2 separate regions of the Homo sapiens genome follow, and region 2 is linked to region 1. Evidence: chromatin loops called from intact Hi-C (ENCODE). Cell type or tissue: heart left ventricle. All regions are shown on one strand.

Evidence for each region. Peaks named below come from ENCODE experiments on the same cell type or tissue, not always from the same donor. Only the 100,000 strongest peaks of a DNase experiment are listed, where the experiment ranks them.
Region 2: a loop joins it to region 1, with 2.6 times the contacts of the local background. A loop is called at or near these places in 17 of 110 quality-filtered maps.

The regions. Positions count from the first base shown.
Region 1 is chr2:64,862,402-64,870,401 of GRCh38, reverse strand. LINC01800 (long intergenic non-protein coding RNA 1800) reads left to right here and starts at 6,771. Exons shown (of 5, transcript NR_110224.1): 1 at 6,771-6,988. RefSeq lists a silencer at 4,585-4,784. In heart left ventricle, a CTCF peak has its summit at 4,659 (motif pointing right); DNase peaks (open chromatin) are centred at 4,701 and 5,151; H3K4me3 peaks cover 1,366 bases; H3K27ac peaks cover 1,076 bases.
Region 2 is chr2:64,045,805-64,053,804 of GRCh38, reverse strand. No RefSeq gene overlaps it. Among named protein-coding and RNA genes, the nearest start is that of VPS54, 30 kb to the right of the region's middle. In heart left ventricle, a CTCF peak has its summit at 3,930 (motif pointing left); a DNase peak (open chromatin) is centred at 3,921; H3K27ac peaks cover 2,080 bases.

The sequences.
Region 1 (8,000 bases):
GGAGGCTGAGGTGGGAGGATTGCTTGAGCTCATGAGTTCGAGAGCAGCCTGAGCAACACGGCAAGATGCCCATCTCTATAAAAAATTTAAAAATTCACCCAGCGTGGTGGTGCATGTCTATAGTCCCAGCTACTTGGGAGACTGAGGTAGGAGAATCGCTTGACACTGGGAGGCGGAGGCTGCAGTGAGCCATGATTGCACCACTGCACTCCAGCCTGGGTGACAGAGGGAGACCTTGTATCAAAAAAATTTACCAAAGAGTTACACTCCACGTGTCGCCGTGTGTGTGTGTCACAGTCCATGGTGTGTCACAGTCCCTGTGTCATGGTGTGTCACAGTCCCTATGTCATGGTGTATGTGTCACAGTCCGTGGTATGTCACAATCCCTGTGTTGTGGTGTGTGTGTCACAGTCCATGGTGTGCCACAGTTCCTGTGTTGCGGTGCATGTGTCATAGTCTGTGGTGTGTCATGGTCCCTGTGTCACACTGCGTGTGTTGCCATGTGTGTGTCACAGTCCAGTGTGTTACTCTGTGTTGCAGTCCATGTGTTACAAAGTGACTTTAGGGCCCCACTCAGAATCAGCATAATCTTAGCCTTCTCTCCTTTATCCCCTGAGCAACCAGATGCCCTCCTGGGAGTCAAAATTTAAATCCAGGAGTTCCAAGTCCCCTCTGATGAAGGTGACAGCCTTCTTCCCCAGTCCCAGGACTGTGTACTCCAAGAAGATCCCTTTATTCTCAAATCCCGCCTGGGCCCCAGCCTGAGCGCTGGTCATGCCACTGTGGCCCGCATTCACCCACTTGCCTTCTCCCCACTTTTCTACCATCCTTCTGATTTGGTCTTGGGGGTATGTGCTTGTGGACAGATACACATCCATCTTTCAAAAGAGCTCAGCTAAATGTGCACCAGGAAAAAAAAAAAAAGTGGACTTAGGAGCTCACTCAGATTTCCTTACACAGAGCCCCGCCCCACCTTCTCCCCCTGATTTCATAGAGGATATTTTAGTCTCATCTTCCCACAAGGAGCCGCTCTTTGCTCTCCACCTCCACCGCCCACCTCCAGCCATTGGTTTGGATGGCCACCAGCCTGGGCGGCTCACAGAGTTTCCTACCAGGACTCCTAGAGCCCTGGCTCCCTGGGAAACAGCCCCTGAGATCCGCATGCAGCCCGCAGCCCTCACCCTCTGCTGCTGCCTCAGCTTTCACCATCACGTGTGCCCTGCAGGACCCACGTACGAAGGGGGTGAGTGGTAACTCATTTCATGAATTGCGTTAAGCATCAAATCATGATGTGTGTGTGTTTTCTTTTTACACTTGTGTCTATGCACACACACACACTCTCTCACACACTCACTCGGGATGAAGTTGGGTTTGTCTGTTTCTTTAAATCCCTGCTCAGCTCCATTATCTGTGGTCTGAACTGCATGGGGACCATCAGCAGAATCTGGGGTTCTCTGATGTCAGTTTTGGAAGACTTGATTCAGGGAGAGACCTGGTGAAAATGATGAAGCACACCCATCAGGGCTATCTCCCAGCTCCCATGCTAATTACAGCCGAATCTCTGGGGGTGGCCCTGGCTCCCCAGGGCTGCAGTGTCAGCAAGGCTGAAGAGCACGGCCCCACTCTCAGTCCTCAGGTGCAGCTTCCCTTCCTCCTTCCCTCATTTCCGTGGGTTTTCTTGGTTTGGAGACCATCCAGAAGAAGCGGGTCTAACCCAAGGAAAAGGGAAACTATCAGAATGAAGTCCTCATTCATTTATTCAGCCTCTCTTTAATCAACATTTATTGGGTATCTACCATGTCAAGCCCTGGGCTAACTATTAGAGGTACTAGGTTGAAAATAAAACAAAGGTACAGGCCCCAGAAGTGTAGTGGGGGTAACAGTTATCAAACTAGCAACTGCAGAGAGAGCTTAGCTTGTTCCCTAGGATGTTGGCCCATCTTGCTGGACCAGGGGCGGAGGGCTGTATGAGTGATGCAGGCCATTGTGGGGAGTAAGGATTCATCCACAGCAGTTTCCCCTGTAGGAGGGGCAGCTTCAGATACCACAAGAGTCCTTTGAGAGCCCTCAGCTTTCAGGCCCAGGCTCTTTAATTCTTCACGTTACACTTCATCGGCTCTGTGCCAGGTACTGCTGTCACACCCATTTTACAGACAAGGAAACTGAAACTCTGAGAATTAATTCGATCGTCTAAATCCCTCAGGAAGAAGAGCCAGAAGCAGTCCTGGGGTCTGTGTGACTTCAGAGCTCTTTTTGTGACAGCTGACCCGTCCCAGCTCTAGACAGGCATGCTTTCTTTTTTTGAGACAGGGTCTTGCTCTGTCGCCCAGGCTGGAGTGCAGTAGTGCAATCACCACTCACTGCAGCCTCAACCTCCCAGGCACAAGTGATCCTCCCACCTCAGCCTCCCCACTAGCTGGGACTATAGGGGCATGCCACAATGCCCAGCTAATTTTTTTGCATTTTTTGTAGAGACCTGGTTCCACCGTGTTGCCCAGCCTGGTGTCAAACTCCTGGGCTCAAGTGATAGGCAAGCCTTGATGAAGGAACTGGTAAAAACTGACAGGACCATTTCGCTGGCACCTCAAAGGGGCCCTGCCCCTGCCCGGAGAGCTGGCAGTGTGAGGCTGCTGGTGTCAGCAGTGGTGAGTGGGGCTTTGGGGCTACTGTGGAAGATGGTGCTGCGGCTGCAGCACTCCTGGTGGGCAGCCAGCCATCATCTCCTGGGCACAATAGCTGACATTTATTGGCCACTTACTATGTGCCAGGCACTGCCTAAGCATGATATAATTTATCTAATATTTACAGCTACCCCCAGTTTTACAGAGTAGGCAACTGAGGCACAGAGAGGTAAGATAATTTTTACGGGGTCAGATGCTGGTAAATGCGGAGCCAGGATTTGAACCCAGGCACGTTGACTACTGAGCTTGTGCACTTAAGCACTGTGCTAGACTGCCTGTGTTTGGTGTGTCTGAAGGATGTCATATTTTTAAGTGCATTTTGCTTCATTGATAACGTGCCCCAAGAAAGAAGACAGCCAGTGTGGTAGACTGCACACATGGCTGCAGTACTTTGCAGCTCTTTCCATTTCGAGTGAAGTCCATTTGCCCACCCCTTGTGTTTGGCCCACCTTGTCACTTACTTTGATGAAGAGAATGCGGTGGAAGGGAAGGTGCGTCCGTTCCAAGCCTGGGGCTCAAGAAGTCTTGTAGCTTTTGCTCTTCCCATCCGTGGAAGCCTACTGCCATTGGAAGAAGCCTGGGGTAGGCTAGCCTGCTAGATGAGAGACACGTGGCCGGGTCACCCTTTCACCCCAGCTGACAGCCTGCCAACCACCAGATGTGTGAGGGAGGCCATCTTAAACCATCCGATGACCTGCCAGCTCACCACAAACACAGTGAGCCCAGCAGAGCCAAGCCAGAAGAACCGCCCAGCCGACCCACAGAGTCATGAGCAAATAAATGTTTATTGTTTTAAGCTACTGAGTGTAAGCCACTGGGTGGCTCGTTTTGTAGCAACAGATAACTGATACAGCAGGAGACACTTGAAAGAAGAGGAAGCTCTGGAGTTGGAGGCATTCCCACCGGACAGTATGGCTAAGTAGAAACCCTATGAGCAGGAAAAAGACGGATTCAGAGGACAAAGGGGAGAAGCGGGAAAGACCCTGCCTGGGTCCTTCAGAAACCCAGCACCCCTACTTCTGGCTTCTGCCAGATGGAGGAGTGGCAAGAGGAGAGAAATTCCAGATAGATGATGGGAAGCCGAAAGCAGGGGTTCTCTGCTGACTTTGGGAAGACAGTCCCCCCACCCCACCACCAGCACAAGGCAGCCGCCTCTTGACAGATTCAGTGGTGTTGCGTATTGTACAGAAAGGACTTGAGAGACTCTCTTGAACTTCCCCAGGACCCTGTGTGCTATGGAAGGGATCCAGATACTCCCACTGGGCTACTGCAATGATTGGGACTAGCGATAAGATGCTGTGAACCTCCAATCAAGCAGGATTGTGAGAATGGGAAGTAGAATGATTGGAGAAAGGTTTAGGATGCAAAGGGTAAGAAAACTTGGAGCAACTGAACTAGAGGGTCTGGCCACTGCGGGCGGGGCATCCTGAAGAAACACTGCTTGTCAGAGTACAAAAGGATGCCTGGACAACCAACAACAGGAATAAAAAAAAGATTAAACGCTGCTTATTAAACGCCATTACCATATAGTATGTACACATCATGGCGTAATCATGTCTCTTTGGTGACGTTGGTGATTTCTTGATGTAGCCTGCCATCTGCCCTTGTTTTAAGGGTTCCCCTTCCTTGAGGCATTTGCATTTTAAAAGGAATCAAAGCCTGCAGGTGAAGGGATGATGCTGGATTGGTAGAATTTCAGGCATTCATTGAAAATGGATCAAGGGTTTTCTTTTATGTTGGCTCCTTCCCTAGGTTCTTGACTTCGGCGCCAGCCACGAAACCACAGAAAGCATCCCCCAGGACCTTGGCGTTGGACTCCTTTCATTCCCTTCCTCCCAAAGTGTCCCACTGTTGCTCTGACTTGGGGGAGCAGGGGTCTCCCTGGCCCTCCCGGCTGCTCCCGGCTCAGGAGCGTGGGAGGTGAGGGGAGGTGAGGGGACACGGCCGGGGGCGGCTCGGTAGGGGCCCCGCGCGGCCGCCAGGGGGCGCTGCGCCGCCGCCGAGGCCGCGGCCGCCTGGGCGTGTGGCCTGGCGTGGGCACTTTTGTGTTGTTTAGATGCCAGCGTTCGCCGCTCACTCCTTTCTCAAACATGTTTCTAATTTACCCAGTATGTCTTCTACGGAAAAAAAACTTCAGGGAAAAAAGATGCATGCTTAACGTCAGTGCCAGGGTGGGCAAAAAGGGGTTTTGACACCAGATGCAGGTTTAGTTCCCGAACCCTCCGGGCCTGGGGTGAGCCGCCAGCAGGCCCCCTCCACAGCCGCTCCTCCCGCTGGGGACAGAGGCGCCTGGAAACGCACACGCCCGAACCCGGCCGCCCCGAGAGCCGCGCGTGGAGCCAGCACGCCCGCAGGCGCTCCTCCTGAAAACGGGTTCGGTTTCTGGCCGGGCAGGTTCAGAGCCGGTGCCCAAGGAGGGGAAGGACGACGCGGCACAGAACCTGGCGCGCCCACGGAGGGGGCCTAGCCTGGGCTTCTGGCCTTGCCCGGGCACTGCCGGCACTCCCGGGGAGCAGAGAGGCGGAGGGGGCACTGTCCGTGCGCCGGGGGCAGCCACCGGGCACAGGGCGGGGTGGGGGAGGTGCGGGAGGAGAGGAGAGCCAGAGTCCGGTCTGATGGGGGTCGGGGGGGACGTGGGAAGCAACAAGCCTGACGCCTGCAAATAGAAGTCATCAGGAAAGAGACCTCAAGGCCCATTTGACTGCTGGGAGGTCTCCGGGGTGGGGTCCTGGGGGGAGGAGTGTCTGATTGGCGGCTAGGTTCTGTTTTTCAGACCAGATTAAAAAAAAAAAAAATTCCCCTGTCGCCTGGGGAGATGTCTCAGTCACTTTTCTCCAGCAGGAAGCTGCTTCATGTTGGAGCCTCCTGGGATTGGCAGAGTTAAAAATCCTTTAACCCAGGATGCCTTGGGCCTTTTGTTCAGCCCTGACAATAGAATTGGGTGGAGGGGGCTGGGAAGGCAAGTAGCTGGGTTAGAGATGCATCCGTGGGGTGGGGGTATGGGGAAGCTTGTGTTCAGCCACTGGGTACATGAAAGCAACTGTGTGTGTGTGTGTGTGTGTGTGTGTGTGTGTGTGTGTGTGTGTGTGTGTGTCGGGGGAGGGTATAAGGGAGCCCAGGGACACTGGGGCACCAGCTCGTTAACACGTGTGTATGAATGCCGGCTGTGCGCTTGGCAAATCCTTAATTACACAGGGAGAACTTCCTGAACCGGGAACTCAGTATCGGTCCCTGAAAGGTTGGGTAATGGCTTCTTCTTGCATCTGGAATCCAAGGGGACCAATCTCTCTGGCTCCCCTGGGCTCTCAGATTCTTCTAGATGTCTTTGTCTTCTAAAATTCTGGGATCCCAAGGGAAGACACATAGTTAAGGACACTCAGAAATGCATACCTTTCAACCCTACTAATCATCCTAAAACCTGTGCTTTCAACATATCACGTCCTTGATCTGTAACCCTCAGGGGCACCCACGATCTCCAATGACTGGGAGTGATGGCATTTAAGTCTTTCCACCATGCAGAAGTTTCTTCCCTCATTCCCCATGAATTCTCTCCTGTAGCCAGCCTGGCCCCTCATAACCCCTTGGATATACTGTATCTTGAATTCTCCAGCCTTTCTGCAGTTGCCTTCCTGGGACATTCATTCCCATGTTCACAATCTAGCCAATTGTATCCCTTCTCTATTCAGTTCTAGCATCAGTCAGTCAATCAACAAGCATTTATTGAAAGTCCACTATGTACAAGACATGTTCTAGGCCCTGGTAATACATCAGAGACTGAGACAAATACCTGTTCTTAAGGATTTTATATTTTAATGGGAGAAACAGAGTAGACTCATGGCTCACGCCTATAATCCCAGGACTTTGGGAGGCCAAGGCAAGAGGATCACTTGAGGCCAGGAGCTCAAAACCAGCCTGGGCAGCAAGTGTCTTCTTTTGCCTCTGCAAAAGAAAATTAAAAATAACAAAAAAAGGAAGCTAAACTAGAGTATTGTGGTAGAGGGGTGTGTGTGTGTGCATGTGGGTGCATCCGTGTGTGTGGTAGGTTGATGGGTGCTGTTTTATTTAGCCAGGGAAGGTCTCTTTGAGGAGGTGGCATTCGAGACCTTCTGGGTGGGAAGGAGGCAGCCATGTGGTGATCTGGGGAAGAGTGCTGCAAGCAGAAAGGCAAGTAAAAACAAAAGCCCTGAGGCAGAAATGTGCTCCTTATGCTTAAGAAACACCGTGAAGGCCAACGTGGTTGGAGCAATGTGAGCAAGAAGAATAGAGGGGCCTTGGGAACATAGGTAGCTGAGTCCTCATGGATCAAGGTAAGAAGTGTGGGTTTTATTTTGTTGCAGTGGGAAGCCTTTGGAGGGTTAGAAGGTGGGGAGTGAAGAAAACAGTTAAGATACTATTGCAAAAGTCCTGGCAGGAGGAGATTTTAAAAACCACAGTTGTGGCTATGGAGATGGTGAGATGTGATACTGGTTTCTGGGTCAGTTTTGGAGGTGGGAATAGATAAGGCTTACTGATGATCTGACCCAGGACTAACTGGGTAGTCCTATGTTGGGGGTAGGAGGTGGATCCATAATTGTGTTTGGGCCATGCCAAGACCTATCAGACATCAGGTAAATATGTGTAGACAGCTTTGAGTCTGGAGTTCAGATTTAAATTTGAGAACCAGCATGTAGGTAGTCTTCAAAGCAGTAGGCCAGAATAATTCCACTTAGGGAGAGAGTCAAGAAAGAAGGTAGCAGATGGCTGAGACTGATGCCACTCCAACCTTTAGAGATCTGGTAGGGGAAAACCCAGCAGAGCAGACTGAGGAAGACAGCCCATGACACTGGAGGAAAACCAGAAGATGGTGATTACAAGGAACTCAGCAAAGGAAGTATTTTGAGAAAGAGGATGTATCAGTCTGCTATTGCTAGGTAACAAACAACCACAAAAATCTCAATGGCATAACAGTAAATATTTATTTGATTCACAAAGCTGTGAGTCAGCTGGAGGTTGGCTAGATGAGGCTGATGTTGGCTGGGCAGCTCTAAGCCACCGTTGGGCTGAGCCTGCTCTGCATACATGTCCCTCACTCTTTTTGTACCTGCAGGCCAGCTAGGGCACATTTTTCTCCCATGGTGATAATAGGCACAAAAAAGCAGGTGGAAACATAAAATGCCTCTAAAGACCTAGATTTGGAACTGGCACCATGTCACCTCCTCCTACATTCCATTGGCCAAAAGGGGTCATGCAGCCACGCCCAAAGTCAAGGGGCAAGAAAGTACAGTATAGTCTACATCTAGCGGGAGGGACTGCAGAGTCGGATTGAAGGGGATAGGGATA
Region 2 (8,000 bases), 820 kb after region 1:
ATTTTGTAGGAGAAAAGAACCTTAGCAAGCACTGACCAGTTTTCAGCCTCTTTTTTTTTTTTCTGCCTCCATACTGCTTATATTTGCAAATTCTCAGTAACATGGCTTCTACTTAATGAGTCTCACCTGGGAGAACAAACATGCACTGTAGCTTGAAAAGATCACCTCTCTCTTTCCCCATGCCAAGTTTATTAGTTTTCAGAGACCATTTGTTGCTAATTGATGATAAAAGTAATATTGTGATTCATGACTTTCCCTGTTTTTTATCTACCAGCCTGTGCCTCACTTTGAACTGTGCGACATAAGACAGGACCGTGGCTGGGCACGGTGCCTTAAGCCAATAATCCCAGCACTTTGGCAGGCCAAGGCGGGCAGATCACGTGAGGTCGGGAGTTCAAGACCAGCCTGACCAACATGGAGAAACCCCATCTCTACTAAAAATACAAAATTAGCTGGGTGTGGTGGCACATGCCTGTAATCCCAGCTACTCAGGAGGCTGAGGCAGGAGAATCGCTTGAACCTGGGAGGCGGAGGTTGCAGTGAGCTGAGATGGAGCCATTACATGCCAGCCTGGGCAACAGAGCGAGACTCCATCTCAAAAAAATAAAAATAAAAAAAATTTAAAAGACAGGGCCATGAACACAAAACAACTGTGTCTCCATCTGCAGAGAAGCACTGAGTATCTGGACATTGTTTAGTGTCCTTTTTAACCTTATAATTAAATTCCACACTTCCCCTGCTATTGTTTAAAGTATTTAGCACTCAACCAAATGTATTTTTATTGGCTATTAGTACTAAAGTAGTTACTATCTTATCAAAAGCCTATTAACAAAAGCCAAGGCACAATTTTTTCCCATGCAGTCTCTGGCTTTGATTTTTTAAAAAAAATTTTTTAGACATATTCATGTAGAAAAGTTACAGAATACGGATGAATAGAAAAACAGTTTTTCTTAATCTCACCACCTAGAGAAAAGAGCATCTCCCATGTACACTTCTAGTCTTCATTTTCATCTTAAGAATATTTTACTTAAAAAATGTCACCCAAACAGACTTGTGTCTACAAAGGTGAGCTTCTGAGAAACCAACTTCCCTTGTGCAGCAGCAGACTCTGCTTTAGAGGGAAGGAAGCGGCTCACATCCTGACTAACAGGGGGTCATTGTTACTCTCTCAGAATTGGCATAATGCCTTCTTCTTCAGCCAGAAAGACAATTATGTGACAGAAAATCTAAGAGGTGGGCCTGCCTTAGGGAAAAGTGGCTTAAAAGCAAATTTGACTCACATAAAGAGAGTGCTAGGTATTTTCCTTGCTTGCTTTCTCTGTAATTGTTACAGCCCAGAAAGACATGGGTTTGAGTCCCAGTTATTCCTTACAAGCCAGGTAACCTTGGATAAGTTACTAAAGTCCCTCTCTGCTACAGTTTCCTCATTTGTTAAATAGGAACAATAATAGTACCAACTTGACTGAGTTCTTGCAAAGACCAGCAAGTTACGTAGGGGCCAAGGGAGAGCTTTCCTCGTGGCCCTCAGAAGGTTTGCTGAAAAACCAACTCAAAAAAGGTAGACTAATTGGAGAAAAGACATTCAAATTTATTTAACGGGAATACACAAGAGCCTTCAGAATGAAGACCAAAACACGCAGGGGAAATTGTCATTTTTATGCTTAGGTTCAACAAAGTATGGCCAGCTGTATAGGAACATGACTGGACAAAAAGGGTAAGATCTAATGGCCGGAGTGGGGAAACCCAGCAAGGCCTGTCCGTCTAGATTCTTCTTGGCGTCTCTGAGCACGCATTCCTTCCTTCTGGGTGTGGGACAGGACCCTCTCTGGAACCAGGGTCTTATGTCCTACAGTCAAATAAGGGAGGTCAGATAATTTCTTCATGGCCAGTTTTTATACAGAAAGGTGGAGGGAAAGTTAGAGTAAAATTGTAGGTTTTATGACTAGCTTTGGGTAAAGGGGTTCTGGTTTCTATGACCCACCTTCGGGAAGAGGGATTCTAGTTTCTGCGGCTGGCCTCAGTGGAGAAAGGATTAAGAGACAGGAGGGCAGGAGAAGGTCAAAGAAAAACTTCTGTTTCTGAGGTTGCTTTCTGAGGTCTTTGTTTTAGGGTATTGTTTTCCGAGCCCAAACAGTTCAACAGAGTTTTTAGTGCCTGGCCTGCAGTAGTAAAAAGGTTTCAACAAATGTCAGCAGCGTTACTGTGGTTGTGGATCAGTATGAGGATTATATGAGATACTCTATTTGAAACTCCTGCCACACTTAGGAATTAGTATTTCAATAATTAGCATTACAGGGAGGGTTTGTTCTTAACTACTCACCTTTTCACTTGGCCACACTCCCTGTTTTTTTCTTCTAGTCCACTGCTATCTGGTAGCAGTTTCTGTGATGATAAAAATGGTCAATTATCCGTGCTGTCCAACATGGTAGACGCTAGTCACATGTGGCTGTTGAGCTCTTGAAATGTGGCTAGTGCAACTTAGGAACTGAATTTTTCATTTCAATTTTAATTAATTTCAATAGTCCCACCTAGTCCCTTGATTTCTGTCTGCTCCTATCCCTGTCTAATCACCCATATTTCCTTTAGGCATAAAGTAGATTCATCTATAGGGACTTCGGTCAATCTCTACTCATTTACGCTAAGTTTTGAATAATGTTTTCTACATAGCACTTTATTGATAAATTATACATACAATCCTACCATTAAGAAATCAGAAACAGACCTGGCACAGTGGCTTATACCTGTAATCCCAACACTTTGGGAGGCCGAGGCAAGTGGATCTCTTGAGGTCAGGAGTTCAAGACCAGCCTGACCAACATGGTGAAACCCCGTCTCTAATAAAAATACAGAAAACTCCTATGGGCATGGTGGTGAGCGCCTGTAGTCCCAGTTACTTGGGAGGCTGAGGCACGAGAATCACTTGAACCTGGAAGGCGAAGGTTGCAATGAGCCAAGATCATGCCACTGCACTGCAGCCTGGGTGACAGAGTGTGACCTTGTCTCAAAAAAATTAAAATTAACAAAAAATTAAAAAAGACAAAAAAGAATTCAGAAACAAATTGGATGTATTTCCAGCATCAAGCTTCTCCACCAAGTCTGCCTTTCCTTTTATTAAGCACTTTGCAAATTTGAATGCAAGTAACTGAATAACCTTAAGAAAACCATTTGGCAGATTAGTTTAAAAGGCTGCGGCCAGGCGCAGTGGTTCAAGCCTGTAGTCCCAGCACTTTGGGAGCCTGAGGCGGGCGGATCACGAGGTCAGGAGATCAAGACCATCCTGGCTAACACGGTGAAACCCCATCTCTACTAAAAATACAAAAAAATTAGCCGGGCATGGTGGTGGGCGCCTGTAGTCCCAGCTACATTGGGAGGCTGAGGCAGGAGGATGGCGTGAACCCGGGAGGTGGAGCTTGCAGTGAGCCAAGATTGCGCCATGGCATTCCAGCCTGGGTGACAGAGCAAGACTCCATCTCAAAAAAAAAAAAAAAAAAAAAGGCTGCTTTACACATCTGGAATGGAAAGGGGGGTACTTCTGCTATCAAATGCCCTCCTTCACAAAATACAGCAGGATAATTGTTGATCTGCTTCAATCTGTGTCTCCCTGCTCCAATCCGTGTCTCTCTGTGGGCCCTTGCTCAGAGATGCCATGTGGTGTCTGAACTTGACCAGACTCCCTGAGGGCAGCCACCAGTTTCTTCAGAGGCAGCAGCTGTGGGATTGAGCCCCAGAAGTGAGTTTACACTCCCTTTTCCAGGGCTTAGGATCTCTGCTTCTCTTCCCTCTGTGATAAAGCCAATTTCAACTTCAGGGTCAGGTAATCACTTGACACGTCTATCAAGGAAAAGCAATAAAACCCTAAACAATTTTGCATTAGATCAGACTAGCTCTGTCTTCTCTCCCAGGGAAAGGCTGCCACCTGCTGTAAAACATCAGCACTGGGCTTTTCCAAGGTCACTGAACAACCACTTCCTCCCATACAAAATTAACGAAAGCACAACCACACTTGCCTTCACCTCTGCATGTCAAGAGTGTAAAGAGGAGGGCAAACCAGGAGGCACTGATGTAGAACAAGAGGCAAACTCATGCATATGAATAGTGCCCAGAAGGAACTGGCATAGCCATAACTCTGAATAAAAGAGCAGCCTCTCTTCAGCAATTAGCAACAAGGTATCACAAATTAGCTAATTCATAGTAACCTTTAGGAAATCTCCCATGACAGCCTCATTATTTCCTCCATCCTTCTAGTTCTGTGTACCTTTATGTATTCTCCACGCCCCTAGCAAGACAGGCAGGTGAAAGGATTTGATCATTTTCAGGACAGCATTCCTGAGCCTTGTTCCTGATTTCCTACAAAAATCCCAAATTGCAGCCGGGCGCAGTGGCCCATGCCTGTAATCCCAGCACTTTGGGAAGCCGAGGCAGGCGGATCACCTGAGGTCAGGAGTTTGAGACCACCCTGGCCAACATGGAGAAACCCCGTCTCTACTAAAAATACAAAAATTAGCCAGGTGTGGTGGCGCATGCCTGTAGGCCCAGCTACTTGGGAGGCTGAGGCAGAATTGCTTGAACCTGGGAGGTGGAGGTTGCAGTGAGCTGAGATCGCACCATTGCACTCCAGCCTGGGCAACAAGAGCGAAACTCCATCTTAAAAAAAAAAAAAAAAAAAATATTCCCAGGTTGCTCCTTGGGATTTTTGCAGGAGGCCAAAAATGGGAGCAGGCCTAGCACAGTGTCTATCTCATTGCATAAAAGCTTGAATTGTTTGTTTGTTCTGTCTTTGGTGGGGACAGTGTGCCCAAGAAAAGGAAGAACATTTCCCAAACTCAGAAAAAAGAAAGCAAAGGCATTTGGGACATGCCACCCCAAAATATGCTACTTTGGTATACTAATTATTTGAAGCTGAAGACACTTGAAAGACAGCAAATGCAGGGAGAGGCTTTCTCTGAACTCTCCCTTACCTGCCTGAAGACAGATCCTCCAAAATGAACTCAGTTGTCATTAATTCCCCTCTCTGGTAGGTTAATCAACCAGGAAGATTGACTATTACAACAGGACAGAAGATTAGAAGTGGACACCACTTCTATTACATCTATAATAGAATGTAAGAGTTTGCTACAAACGATTCCATCTCCCTAAGGGCTCATTCTTTCCCCCAAATTATTTACCCTCTCCTAAGTTGTCCATATCCCTCTTCTTCTTTCCCCTACGAAGACAGTATAAGCTCCCAAATCTCACCACTTTTTTGGGTATTCATTTTTTTTTCTCTTGTGATGCCCCATCCATGCAATAAATTTGTATACCTTTTCTCCGGTTAATCTGCGTATTGTCAGTTTGTTTCACAGACTCAAATTTTAAACCTAGGAGGGTAGAGGAAAAGTCTTTCCCTCCCCTGTAAAAGCAAGAATGAGGTGCTAGTATAGGGCCCATCATTTTATGCCCCAGAGCCTCCTCTTCCTTCTCCATTCTCCACTCCCACCCTGAGACCATTCACCATCCATCAGCTACTGTGGTCTACCCCCCAACACAACTTTTAAGAGTAGGTTTTGCTTACCATTATCTTCCTGCAAAGGGTACTCACGACTCTAAACTCCTCTCCCTGAATTGTGCCGTTGTATCTGGGAATTTATCAAACTTCAAGAATTCCTTAGGGATTCCAATGTTGAGTAAACTCAAATATAAACAAGCTGACATTTACAACTAAATATCCAATATCCAAAAAGTTTACAATATAAGAAAATAAGGCCAAACACCAATAACTTCTAAGCAAAAATAGCCGAAAGACAAATGCCTTGCTGCCTGGTTTTTAGCCTTGTAGAATCTGTGGCATTGTTATGGTTGATACAATTGTAAAATATCTGCAAAACATTTGCCAGCCTCTTGATGAAACTGAGTTATTTTCTTCACTGTAAACCACGGGAGAGCCCCAGATTGCCACTCCAACATCTCCTACCTGTATTCACAAACAGGAAGATGTAGGCTATGAAAGCAGGAAAGGACAAGAATATTTTTGTTGGTGTAAGAGAAGGCTTTTTAAAAGTTGCCTCAACAGCCAAAGAAATGAAATGAAGCCTTGTATTATCTGATCCTTCTACACATTTGTGTGTGTGTGTGTGTGTGTGTAGTTTTTCAAATAACTTTTTTTTTTTTGAGGTGGAATCTCACTCTTGTCACCCAGAGTGGAGTGCAATGGCGCGATCTCAGCTCACTGCAACCTCCGCCTTCCAGTTTCAAGCGATTCTCCTGCCTCAACCTCCCGAGTAGCTGGGATTACAGCCGCCTGCCACCACACCTGGCTAATTTTTGTATTTTTAATAGAGACAGGGTTTCACCATGTTGCCCAGGCTGGTCTCGAACTCCTGACCTTGTGATCCGCCCGCCTCGGCCTCCCAAAGTGTTGGGATTACAGGCATGAGCCACGGTGCCCAGCCTCAAGTAACTTTTAAGGCAACATTTTATTTAAAATTCTGCCTCTTTAACTTTCATTTTTTTTTTTTTTTGCTTCTATAGTTTTTTATTTGCATTCATTTAACACACAATTTTATAATTTACACATTTTTAATGTCTTGAATTATTCCTTTGAGTTGTTATATAAAAATTTACCTAGTTGTTGAAGTTTAGTTTCCTATGTTTTTCATTTTAGTTCATACTGAAATAAATATGTTTGTGGAAAGTGCTTTTCTCCTTACTGCAAGTTAATCTACAATCCATTACAGTGAAGAGCATGTGGCAATGCTCAGCAAATATTATAATTTTGTATAATAAATTATCAAGAATGAGAATATGGGGTAAAACAAACATTGAAACAATTCTGGTGTAAAAAAACAACATCTTGATACAGATTACTAAATAGCTTTCTAAAATAATTCTACTTATTTGCTATGTCAACAGATAAGTTGTTTAACACATTATTTCCATCGATACATCTTTTTAAATCTTATTCATTAAGAAGAGATTAAGGTATGACAAGAATACTGGTTAAATCAAAGGACATAGAGAGTATGAATGAATATGGAGAGTGTGGGTCACATTTTCAATTTTTTTTTTTTTTTTTTTTTTTTTGAGACACAGTTTCGCTCTTGTCTCCCAGGCTAGAGTGCAATGGTGCGATCTTGGCTCACTGCAACATCCACCTCCCAGATTCAAGTGATTCTCCTGCCTCAGCCTCCCAAGTAGCTGGGATTACAGGTGCCTGCCACCATGCCCAGCTAATTTTTGTATTTTTAGTAGAGATGGGTTTCGCCATGTTGGCCAGGATGCTCTCGAACTCCTGACCTCAGGTGATCCACCTGCCTTGGCCTCCCAAAGTGCTGGGATTATAGGCATGAGCCACCTTGCCCAGCCTCAACTGTTTTTAAAATCTTGACTATAGTTTAATTTTTCATTTAAGTCCGCATTCTAACTTGCAGGGCAGAACATGTAATGGGATCAGTTAACCATCCCAATTTGAACATCTTAAATCTTGGATCGGTTTTAGCCCAAAGGACCAAAGTGGGTTTGAATTTGTTATAAGGTGAATTTCCAGCTAGCAGGGAAGGACAAGAGGCCACAGAACTTGGCCATTCAAAGTGTGGTTTGCAGACCAGCTGCGCCAGCACCACCTGGAAGCTTGTTATTAGGTTGGTGCAAAAGTTATTGTGGTTTTTGCCATCAAAACCGCAATTACTTTTGCACCAGCCTAATAGAAATGCACAGTCTTGGGCTTCAGCCCAGAGCAACTGAATCTTAATCTGCATTTCAACAAGAGCTCCAGGTGCTTCTTATGCACATTGAGTTGGAGAAGCCACCTTCTAGACAGTGAAAATTGCTACTGCCAGTTGTCTAAGGGCTTTAGTAGAAAAGATAGTTCACCATGAATATTAAAACATGAATCTAAAGGTAACAAAAAACCTTCTATAATTTTAATTTGGCTGGTTCTTTTGAAAACATTCTTTATAGTATAGTTCGGCTTTTAAAAAAGTCAAATATAGGCCGGGTGCGGTGGCTCACGCCTGTAATCCCAG